2 separate regions of the Homo sapiens genome follow, and region 1 is linked to region 2. A link is a contact called in ENCODE Hi-C or POLR2A ChIA-PET data. All regions are on one chromosome and are shown on one strand. Each heading gives the region's core, a stretch centred on a gene start or an enhancer-like site at or near the end of the contact. The rest is flanking DNA. Distances are from core to core; before and after follow the strand shown.

Region 1 (4,863 bases), core at 1,607-4,106, 210 kb before region 2:
AATGCCTGGGTTTGAATCCTGGCTGTACCCTTAGATCTTGGCCAAACTTAGATCCTCTCTGAGCCTCTGTTTACTAATGTTAAGATGGGAATAATAGTTCCCTCCTGGTGGGGTTTTTGTCAAAGCAGCTGTCATCGATGGAAAGTGCCTGGTCTGGTCCATAAATATCACTGTTAATAGCCAACAGCCACCATGCTGAGGTTCTACTGTGCTTTGATGATCTCATTTAATCCTCACACTTGCACAAAACAAGTTCCCCTTTTACAGATGAGGAAGTTGAGGCTCACAGCAAGGAGTCAACTTCCATCTTCTTATTGATGAGGGTCAGTGCACACAGCCCAGGCAAACTCACAATTGAATCATTATAAGCTTTGTCCTTTGATTTTCACTACAGTAGCAACCAAGCCCATATCAGCCCCTTGCTGTCTTTATTCACAAAACGGGGACAAATCTTCTGAGATTGCTGAGATGTTCCAGCCAAGGTTTACCAAAAACAATTCTGTGAAGGACTCAGGAACCTCCCATCCTATCACATCATTGCTTCCTCCAGGGCAAGGAGGAACCCACAGAGAGCTGAGCTCTTCCTGTGCAACATCCCAAGGAGAGACCAGAAGCGAGTCAGGAAACCTCCTTAAGTCAATAGAAAACACCAAAGCTGAGAGGGTGTGAGCTTACGCAAATAAAAAGAACAGGGCTTTAGGCCAGGTACAGTGGCTCGCGCCTGTAATCCCAACACTTTGGGAGGCCGAAGTGGGTGGATCACATGACGTCAGGAGTTCGAGACCAGCCTGGCTAACATGGTGATACTCCATCTCTACTAAAAATACGAAAATTAGCCAGGTGTGGTGGCACATGCCTGTCATCCCAGCTACTCAGGAGGCTGAGGCAGGAGCATCACTCGATCCTGGGAGGCGGAGGTTGCAGTGAGCCGAGATCGCGCCATTGTACTCCAGCCTGGGCAACAAGAGCGAAATTCTGTCTCAAAAAATACTCAAAAAAAAAAAAAAAGGCTTTAAAACCACCTATTATCCAAATGGCCACCCTGCACCATGATATTAACCCTGGGACTCTCGAACCTTTGTCCTAGAACCAACTTTTTTTCTTAAATGCAGTGCAGGTGAACATAAGGTAACCCACAACAGCCCAAACCCAAGCTTCCACGCCCCCTTCCCTCACATCACCCTGAAGCATATGCTGACAGAGCAACCTTAATAGTAACTGACTAATTTTAAACCCTGTGATTACCAGGGTTGATTTCCATGGAACCTTCCTTTCACAGTACTGAGAACCTCTCATGAGCAGTAATTGCCAAGTTCAATTTTAGCTCTGTCATGCCCAACCATCAGTGCTAACTAAGGCAGCTGCTTCATCGCCAGGTAAGCTGGTAATGAAGTCGGCTTCACAGCTTAATTTCACAATATTGTGATGCCCCCGTCAGCACCTGTTAAGTGCTGCGAAGCTGCAAGCTTCTATTAAACAAATCTCACGCAAGGGAAGTGACTAAAGCCGCTTTGCGCTTCTAAGGTGCCCTGGTCTACATCCTCATGCCCACTGGGATTTTGTGTTTGCTTAATCCCATGTGCCTCGTCTCTGCAAAGCACTGACCACTAAAGTGCCACACCACACCCCTAGGGTGCCCTGATAGCTGCCTCATCCTCTGCAGTCACCTCTTCTCCCTCCATCCCTGCGACTCTGGCTCAGCCTCTCACCCTTCTGGCCTGGATCCCCATAGCAGCCCCTTAGCTCACCCTCCCCCATTTATTTTCCAGGCCAATTAGTAGAGTTTTCCTGGGGGAAAAAAAAAAAGTTGCCAGGTGCGATTGCTCACACCTGTAATCCCAGCAATTTGTGAGGCCGAGATGGGAGGATTGCTTGAGATCAGGAATTCAAGAGCAGCCTGGGCAACATATCGAGACCTATCTCTGAAAAACAGACAAAAAAAAAAAAAGCTAGCTGTGCATGGTGGCGCATGCCTGTAATCCCAGCTACTCAGGAGCCTTATGCAGGAGGATCACTTGAGCCCAGGAGTTCAAGGCTGCAGTGAACTATAATCATGCCACTACACTTCAGTCTGGGTGACAGAGTAGGACACCAACTCTTCAAAAAAAAAAAGTGACGTCCCACCATTTAAAATCCTTCCACGGCCCCACTGTCCTCAAGGTAGAAAGTCTTCACATTGTGTTTTCTTTCAAGGTTCCTGATTGAGCTCTGCACCAAGCTCCTAGACCCAATGCCCCATCCCTCAGCCACACTGTCCCAGGGACTTGCCTGCAGTACCCCAAGCCCCATACACCCCTGGACTGCACTATCCAGATGAACAAGTCCCATGACTTCATTTTCCCTAAGGAAAAATGTCTCATACAGGGCATGACTCCCTGCCCTTTAACTACAGAAGGAAACCTCTGCAGCATATCTGAGCATATCCCTGTGGTCACTCAGCAGCAGCACCGACTGAATCACATAAGCACCCCATAAGACACTCTTGGGGTGCTTAGTAAGCATCTACTCTGTGCCAGGCACTGGTACTTTCTGTCATCTCTTTAATCCTTAGACAATCTAGCAAAATGAAATGAGTTGTTTTTCTTTTTGGGTGTGCCAACAGGCTCAGAGGAGTTAAGTAAGCTCTTGAGGCCACACAGCTTCTAAGCTGCAGGGTCAGTTTAAACTCATGTCTGACTATACGAATGGTCTCACCAAATGAACCCTCGCTTATCTTCCAACCTCACCGCACATATTCATTTGTGGGACTTACACAATGCCACATTCCAGCCTCATGTTGTTAAAATGCCTCACTAGTCTTGGCATCCGTCCTACTCTTATACAGTTCCCATCCCCTCCCCCTGGCTGGGTTCTGGCAGCAGAACTGTACTTTGAGTGCAGTGGAGCATGCTTGGGCTGACTTTGTGCTAACTTCAGCTTTTGCCCAGAAATTGGCGGAAGCTAGACCAAGGTTTTGCCCTTTCTTCTTACTCAACTCCTCCAGTCCCAATATGATGAAATCCCTATGCAAACCTTACCACAAATTAAGTAGATGCAATTATTATCCCCATTTCACAGAGGAGGAAACTGAGGCATAGAGAGGTTAAGTAACTTACTAGATGTGCACAGCTAGTAATTGTCACAGACAGAATTGGAACTAAGGTCCTAGGACCTAACGTGCATGCACAGCACCACTATGCTATGCTGTCCCTGAGTCACTGATCTCCTCGTTTTACAGATAAGGACACTGGGGCTCCAAGAGACAAGGGGGTTACCCAAGCTGGGGCTTTGGCATCCTGTCTGGATGGCTGCAGAGGCAGGTGAAGCCAGCGACTCCAGGAAGCTCCACCCTCAACTTCCAGCTAAGGCAAGACCATGCTTCTAGAAGCGAGGGCACCTGTCCACTCCTGCCAGAGCTGCACAAGGAGGCCATAAGGCAGAAACACAAGGGCTGGAAAAACCCCCTGGCCTTCAAAGCTGCCTCAGATGCCCCTCTACCACCCCTGGACCCATTGTGCTGGGGGCAGGCGTCACAGACCAGTCACCCCCTCAATGCAGGGAGCGACAAATGCTCTTTGCCTGCCATGTGGTGGCTGGGCCTCCAGTTCAGCTAAAGCCAGTGTGGAAATAAGTCCTGGGGCATGAAGATGCAGGTTCGAATGCCAGCTCTGTCAAATACTAGCTGTGAATCCCGGGTAAAGAGCTGAGGCTCTCCGTAAAGTGGGATATTAATGCCACCACCTCGCTGGCCATCTGAAGACTGAAGGCGCTCACAGGCTCAGCGCCCTCCCTCTCAGAGTAGATTTGCTGCCATTTCAGTGCCCACATCCAGCAGTATCCTGATAACTCCTAGTGCACCCATCAGGACATGGGGCAGGAGCCAGGATTGCTTCAACTTATCTCATTTGAGACGTGCTTTCCGGGACAAGCATTTTACTATTAAGTAATAATAAAATCTGAGGTTGAATGGAAACCCAAGGTCAGGACTGAACTTCTCAGTCCTACCTCAGGCAGGAGGGGAGGACTAAGGGGTCCCGGTGGGTCATCCCACAGCGGGTGGAGTTGTGAGTGGGGCCCGCATCTGTGCCAGGCCCTTCTCCTGGCCATCACTGGGACAGGCTGCCAGTCCACATGACATATCCCGGTTGCCATGGTTTCTATTTATTCTGGGGAAGAAAGTTCCACTGACATGGGTCCTGGTAAGAGGAGAGTTTGCTTCACTCCACCGTGCAGTCACTGGGGTGCCCGCATTGTCCACAAGCATTAGACTGAAGGTGCTGAGGTTAACAGCCCTCAAAGCTTCCTCTTCACTTGACCCAGGGAGGATGGGAGCTGGCCCTATTTCCAGGTGAGAAAACGGAGGCTCAGGACTGGGCAGCTACTTGCACGGTTTCATGGAGACATTGGCAAGAAGCTGGAACCCACACTCCAGACTCCTCCCATTTTTCCAATCTGTGCTGGTTCATTTATGATCATGATTCTGGCACCCAGTGATGCTAGGCCTTTTCCAAAACCACAGCCCCTGATCTGCCTTCAGAGAAGCTGTTGAAGGCTCCAGGGACATCAAAGGCTGCTTATGGGACTGGGCAGGCAGATCCGCATGGGGACTCGATGCTGCGGTCGCCCCCAGGATGGCCCTCCCAGCCCTGCACATGGACGTAGAGGCTGGCTTAGGGTTGGAGACCTGGGGTGTGGCTGGGGAGGGTCCCCAAGTCATTCCTCTGTGCACCCTCCCTACGGGCCTCCCCAGCATCTGATCACCTCATTCTCAGTCCATGGTTCAAAGACCACCAGCCAGCAGGACTGAGTCCAAAACCCCTCACTTCCCTCACACACCAGTCCCTCCCAAATCCTCTGCAACTGACCCCTTCCTTGCTTCCTCCT
Region 2 (4,701 bases), core at 291-2,790:
GAAAAAACCATAAAGCATCATAGATTAATTTTTTTTTAACGTGCAAAAAATAGAAAGAAAACTACAAAGCCTACCTGAAAAGACACCATCAATAGAGCTTAGTAAATACCAGGAAACACACACACACACATACACACACACACACTCACACACACACCTTCCCCAAGGTCACATGGCTGGTAAGTGGCAGGAGGTAGAATTTGAATACAGTCAGCTTCCTTAACCACCACCAAGAATAGGATGGGTGAGCTTTTTCTATAATGGGCCAGACAGAAAACATTAGAGGTTTCTAGGTCATCTGGATTCTGTTGCAACTACTCAAATCTAGCTCAAAAGCAGCCAATGGACAATATATAAACAAATGGGTGTGGCTGTGCTTCAATAAAACTTTATTTACAAAAGCAGATAGCCATCTGGATTTGAATCATGGGCCCATAGTTTGTTGACACATGATCTAGAATAACAAATCCTTGAAGATAGTCAAGGCTTTTGGGGGGAAAACTAATAACAAGCAGAGACTTGCTCTATCAGATATCAGCACATAAAGCTACAAAAATTATTTGGAATTGCATTATATTTATGTATCAATTTAGGATGACTATGTAATTTATGTAATTTAGTTTACAGAGAATATTCATTTATGATTTTGAGTCTTCCTATTCAGGAATATGGTATTTCTCTACTGTCACTCAGATCTTGAGAAACAATTTAACAGGGTGGGGGGTGGGAAGGAGCTCCAGGCCAATTTTTAGAAGAAATCCTACCTAACACCAGACATGTAAATAGAATGTCAGAGGACCAAAACCACTAACACCCTGAGATATGTGTCAATTGCGTCCATTCAGACTTTGGTCCAGTTCTGTGAGGGACAACGGCAGGGTCGACCTAAGATGGGGCGTTTTATAGGAAATGTTTCCCATGTTAAGCTGAACACCAAAAGGCTTCACCTTCTGCGATATATGAATAGATTTAAACCCTTCCCCCACACCCAAGGAGACTAGGCTGCTGTGGGCCTCAGCAGAGCAGAAGGGTAAAGAAAGACGGCCCTGAGAATCACATCCAAAAACCAGCCCTGGCAAAGCGCAGGGGCTCACACCTATCATCCCAGCACTTTGGGGGGCTGAGGCGGGTGGATCACCTGAGGTCAGGAGTTCAAGACCAGCCTGGCCAACATGGTGAAACCCGTCTCTACTAAAAATACAAAAAATTAGCCGGGCATGATGGCAGGTGCCTGTAATCCCAGCTACTCGGGAGCCTGAGGCAGGAGAATCACTTGAACCTGGGAGGCGGAGATTGCAGTGGGCCAAGATCGCACCACTGTACTCCAGCCTGGCAACAGAGCGAGACTCTGTCTCAAATAAAACAAAAACAAAAACAAAAAACAAATACGTACAGTTAAAAGACTTAAGTCACAACATACATCCATGAGCAATTTTAGATGGCAGCATTCCCAAAGCCATCCACCCCTCCCAAGCAGTGCACAATAGCCTCTTCCTGATGACTTAGGCTGCCCATTGTGACCACCGGTGACTGCAGCTTGACATCATAGTATATCCGTGAGTCAAGCGGCTGTGGGTTTTTGGCTCTTGCATCTGCTATAGTTCTGTCTCGGGTGCCATTTGCTAACTCTGTTCTCTGTGTAGCTGCTTTTGGCAGCTCCTCATCTCTCTTCTAATCCACCACTCACAGTCCTAGAGAACAGACCACAAGTTAAGACCGTCACCTACAGAATCCCAAGGGCCAAAACTGGGCAGAGGACAACTCCATCCTTCTTACAAAAGGGCTTCTCCACAAGAAGCATTTCCGTTAGACTCTAGCAGTGAGATACCCTGCTTCAAGAATTTCTCATGGAGCCAGAAGCCTTTGAAATTTGCCCTTATGATCCTCACCACCGAATCCCACTCAGCAGATTCCAGTACCACCTGGCATCGTGCAGGAGAAAGAACCCCAAGAAAGCCAAAAAGATGGCCACCTGCAAATACAACGCCTGCCACGTGGTCCCCATCAAAAATCTGGAGGAACATGAGGCTGTTTGTGTCAACAGGAGCGCTGTGGAAGAAGAGGACACCGAGAACCCTCTGAAAGTCAGTCCTCCTAGTTCAGAGCAGAACGATGACACCCAGCAGGTCTCACCCTGCCTTCCCAGCCCCGATATCTGGAATGTCGATGGCGCTAATTGCCAGCATGTGTTTGTCCTTAAGACTTTTTTTCCTCAAAAGGTTGTTTGTGAAAATGACACGAAAGAGTCAGCAAGAGAGACCAGTCCCCAGAAGATCCTCAGACCAGGACAGTAAACTGCCAGCTGAGGAAGGAGCACACGCCTCATCAATGCATGGAAGAACGTGCAATGCATCAGAATAAAAGACATGCAAAGTAAACTACCCTGGGCTACCTCTTTTTTTAACCTGGCAGATTGATAAATATCAAAAGGCTTAAAATACTCTGCTGGCAAAGGTAGGGCAAAATGGGCACTTTCATAACATTGGTGAGAATGTCAGTTGGTACAACCTCCACAGAGGGCAATTTGACAATAGCTATAAACATTATCAATGCATACAGGCTTTGATTGAGCAATTCCACTTCCAGGCTTCATTCTGTAAATATAATCACACATGTGGAAAATGAGCTAAGTACTAGCTTATTCACTGCAGCATTATTTGCAGCAGCAAAAGAGTTAGAAATGAGCCAGGTGTGTTGAATCACAGCTGTAGCCTGTTACTCTGGGAGCTGAGGCGAGAGGATCGCTTGAGTTCAGCCTGGGCAACATAGTGAGATCCTGTCTTAAGCAACAAAAAAAAAAGTCAAAAATGACCTAAATATCCATTAAAAGGGCCTGATTAAAAATAAGTTATACTGCAGCCATACAACAAAATATTATGCCGCCTTAAAAAAAGTGAGGAAGCTCTTTCTGTGCTGATATAGAAAGGTTGAGACACACTGTTGAGCTCAGAGGTCAGCAAACTGTTTCTGTAAAAGGCCAGATGGCAAATATCTTAGCCTTTGTCAGCCACACAGTCTGTGTTGCAACTACTCGGCCCTGCCACTGCAACACGAGAGCAGCCACATATAATATGTAAACAAATGAACAGAGGTTCCAATAAAATGCCTTACAGCCACAGGTGGCAGGCTGGACTTGACTGGTGGGCCATGGTTTGCCAACCCCCAGTTTAACTGATAAAAACCAAGTCCAGGCCGGGCCCGGTGGCTCATGCCTGTAATCCCAGCACTTTGGGAGCCGGAGGCGGGCCAATCACCTGAGGTGTGGAGTTCGAGGCCAGCCTGGCCAACATGGCAAAACCCCATCTCTACTAAAAATACAAAATTTAGCCGGGCGTGTGGTGGGCACCTGTAATCCCAGCTACTCAAGAGGCTGAGGCAGGAGAATAGCTTGAACCCGGGAGCAGAGGCTGCAGTTAGCCGAGATCACGCCATTGCAATCCAGCCTGGGTGACAGAGCGAGACTTTGTCTCAAAAAAAAAAAAGGAAAAAGAAAAGAAAAAACAAAAACAAGTCCAGAGCAGTCTATACAGTATGCCACCATTTGGGGAGAGTTGCGGGAGAAGACATGAATATGTATGTGCTTGTTTTTGCATAAAATTTCTCTTTAAGGATACTCTAGAATGGAGATCTGTCCACAAAGCCTGAAATTTTTCAACCTGTTGCCTAATAGAAAAATTTGCTTGCCTCTTCACTAGAAACTGATATTGTCTGCCTCCAGGGAAGACAAGAGAGAGCCCTTCTTTACTATTGACTCTTTAGAATCTTTTACATGGGAATATATATGAATATGTTATCTGGTCAAAAATTAAACTATATTTTTTTAAACAGCAGGTAGAAGACTTAAGTCCTTTGAAAGTTTTTCAGGAGGAAATCTTAACTGTTAAGTTTTTTTTTTGTTTTTTTGTTGAGACAGAGTCCTCGCTCTGTCGCCCAGGCTGGTGTGCAGTGGCGCAATCATAGCTCACTGTAGCCTCAACCTCTAAGGCTCAAGCAATCCTCTCGTCAAAGCCTAACAACTAGCTGGGACCACAGGCGTGCACCACCATAACTGGCTAGTTCTATTTTTTTGTAGAGATGGGGTCTCACTATGTTGCCTAGGCTCACTGCTTTTTTTTTTTTTTTTTAAGTAATCATAACTTTGCCACCCAGCTGGCCCCTTCAACTGCTTACACGAAGTATTATAAACAAAGACTTCTTGGGGGGATAAAAAGTTCTGGATGGCAGTGATTAATGAAGTGCATGAACTAGAGAACTGACATACAGGAAATAGGGGGAAAAAGTGATGTGGAGAATATATGTCTATAAACCATAGGCCAACAGGACCAGGAAAACTTACTCTTCCTGAAACTCCCTGAATTGGGCCATAAGGGAGTGAGCCTAGTGGAAGCGCTACCCACAGGGGCTCTGTCAAGACAGAGCAAGATAGAGCTGACGTCTGTCACTATGTAGTGGCAGCCTGGAGCATTCTGTAGGTATCCTCCAAGCTCCCAAAAGGCAGCTGGCCACCAGGCAGTGGGGAAAGGCAGCCCCACCAACCCTGGGCAACAGGCAAGCTTTGCAGGTTCATGCTGAGGGTTCCTGGCAAAGAGAGTGCGGTGGAAAAGCTGTGTCTTGGGGCAGAGGGTGCTCTGGCTGGCAGAGGAAGAAGAGAGAGGAACTATATTCAGGTCAGGTGCCTTGCTGAAATAATTCCATTAAATC

The links. Hi-C counts contacts between places; a loop is a spot of excess contacts on that map. ChIA-PET counts read pairs that join two places held with the same protein, here RNA polymerase II (POLR2A). Pooled maps may share reads with other maps.
Region 1: POLR2A ChIA-PET joins it to region 2 with 10 read pairs in Panc1. The contact joins the enhancer-like site here to the promoter of GTSF1L in region 2. A Hi-C loop is called at or near these places in 1 of 37 single-sample maps with no recorded cell type and 5 of 50 pooled maps. POLR2A ChIA-PET finds 5 or more read pairs at or near these places in 1 of 52 experiments (Panc1).

The regions. Positions count from the first base shown.
Region 1 is chr20:43,937,469-43,942,331 of GRCh38, reverse strand. The region is part of intron 1 of TOX2 (TOX high mobility group box family member 2); the gene reads right to left. Among named protein-coding and RNA genes, the nearest start is that of TOX2, 25 kb to the right of the region's middle. Within about 2 kb of position 2,856, at least 6 of the 41 ENCODE cell types and tissues checked have a DNase peak (open chromatin) inside an H3K27ac peak, as active enhancers do; they include Panc1, where a contact is called at or near this core.
Region 2 is chr20:43,723,841-43,728,541 of GRCh38, reverse strand. It overlaps GTSF1L (gametocyte specific factor 1 like), which reads left to right and starts at 1,540. Exons shown (of 1, transcript NM_176791.4): 1 at 1,540-2,378. The coding sequence starts at 1,848. The coding sequence ends at 2,294.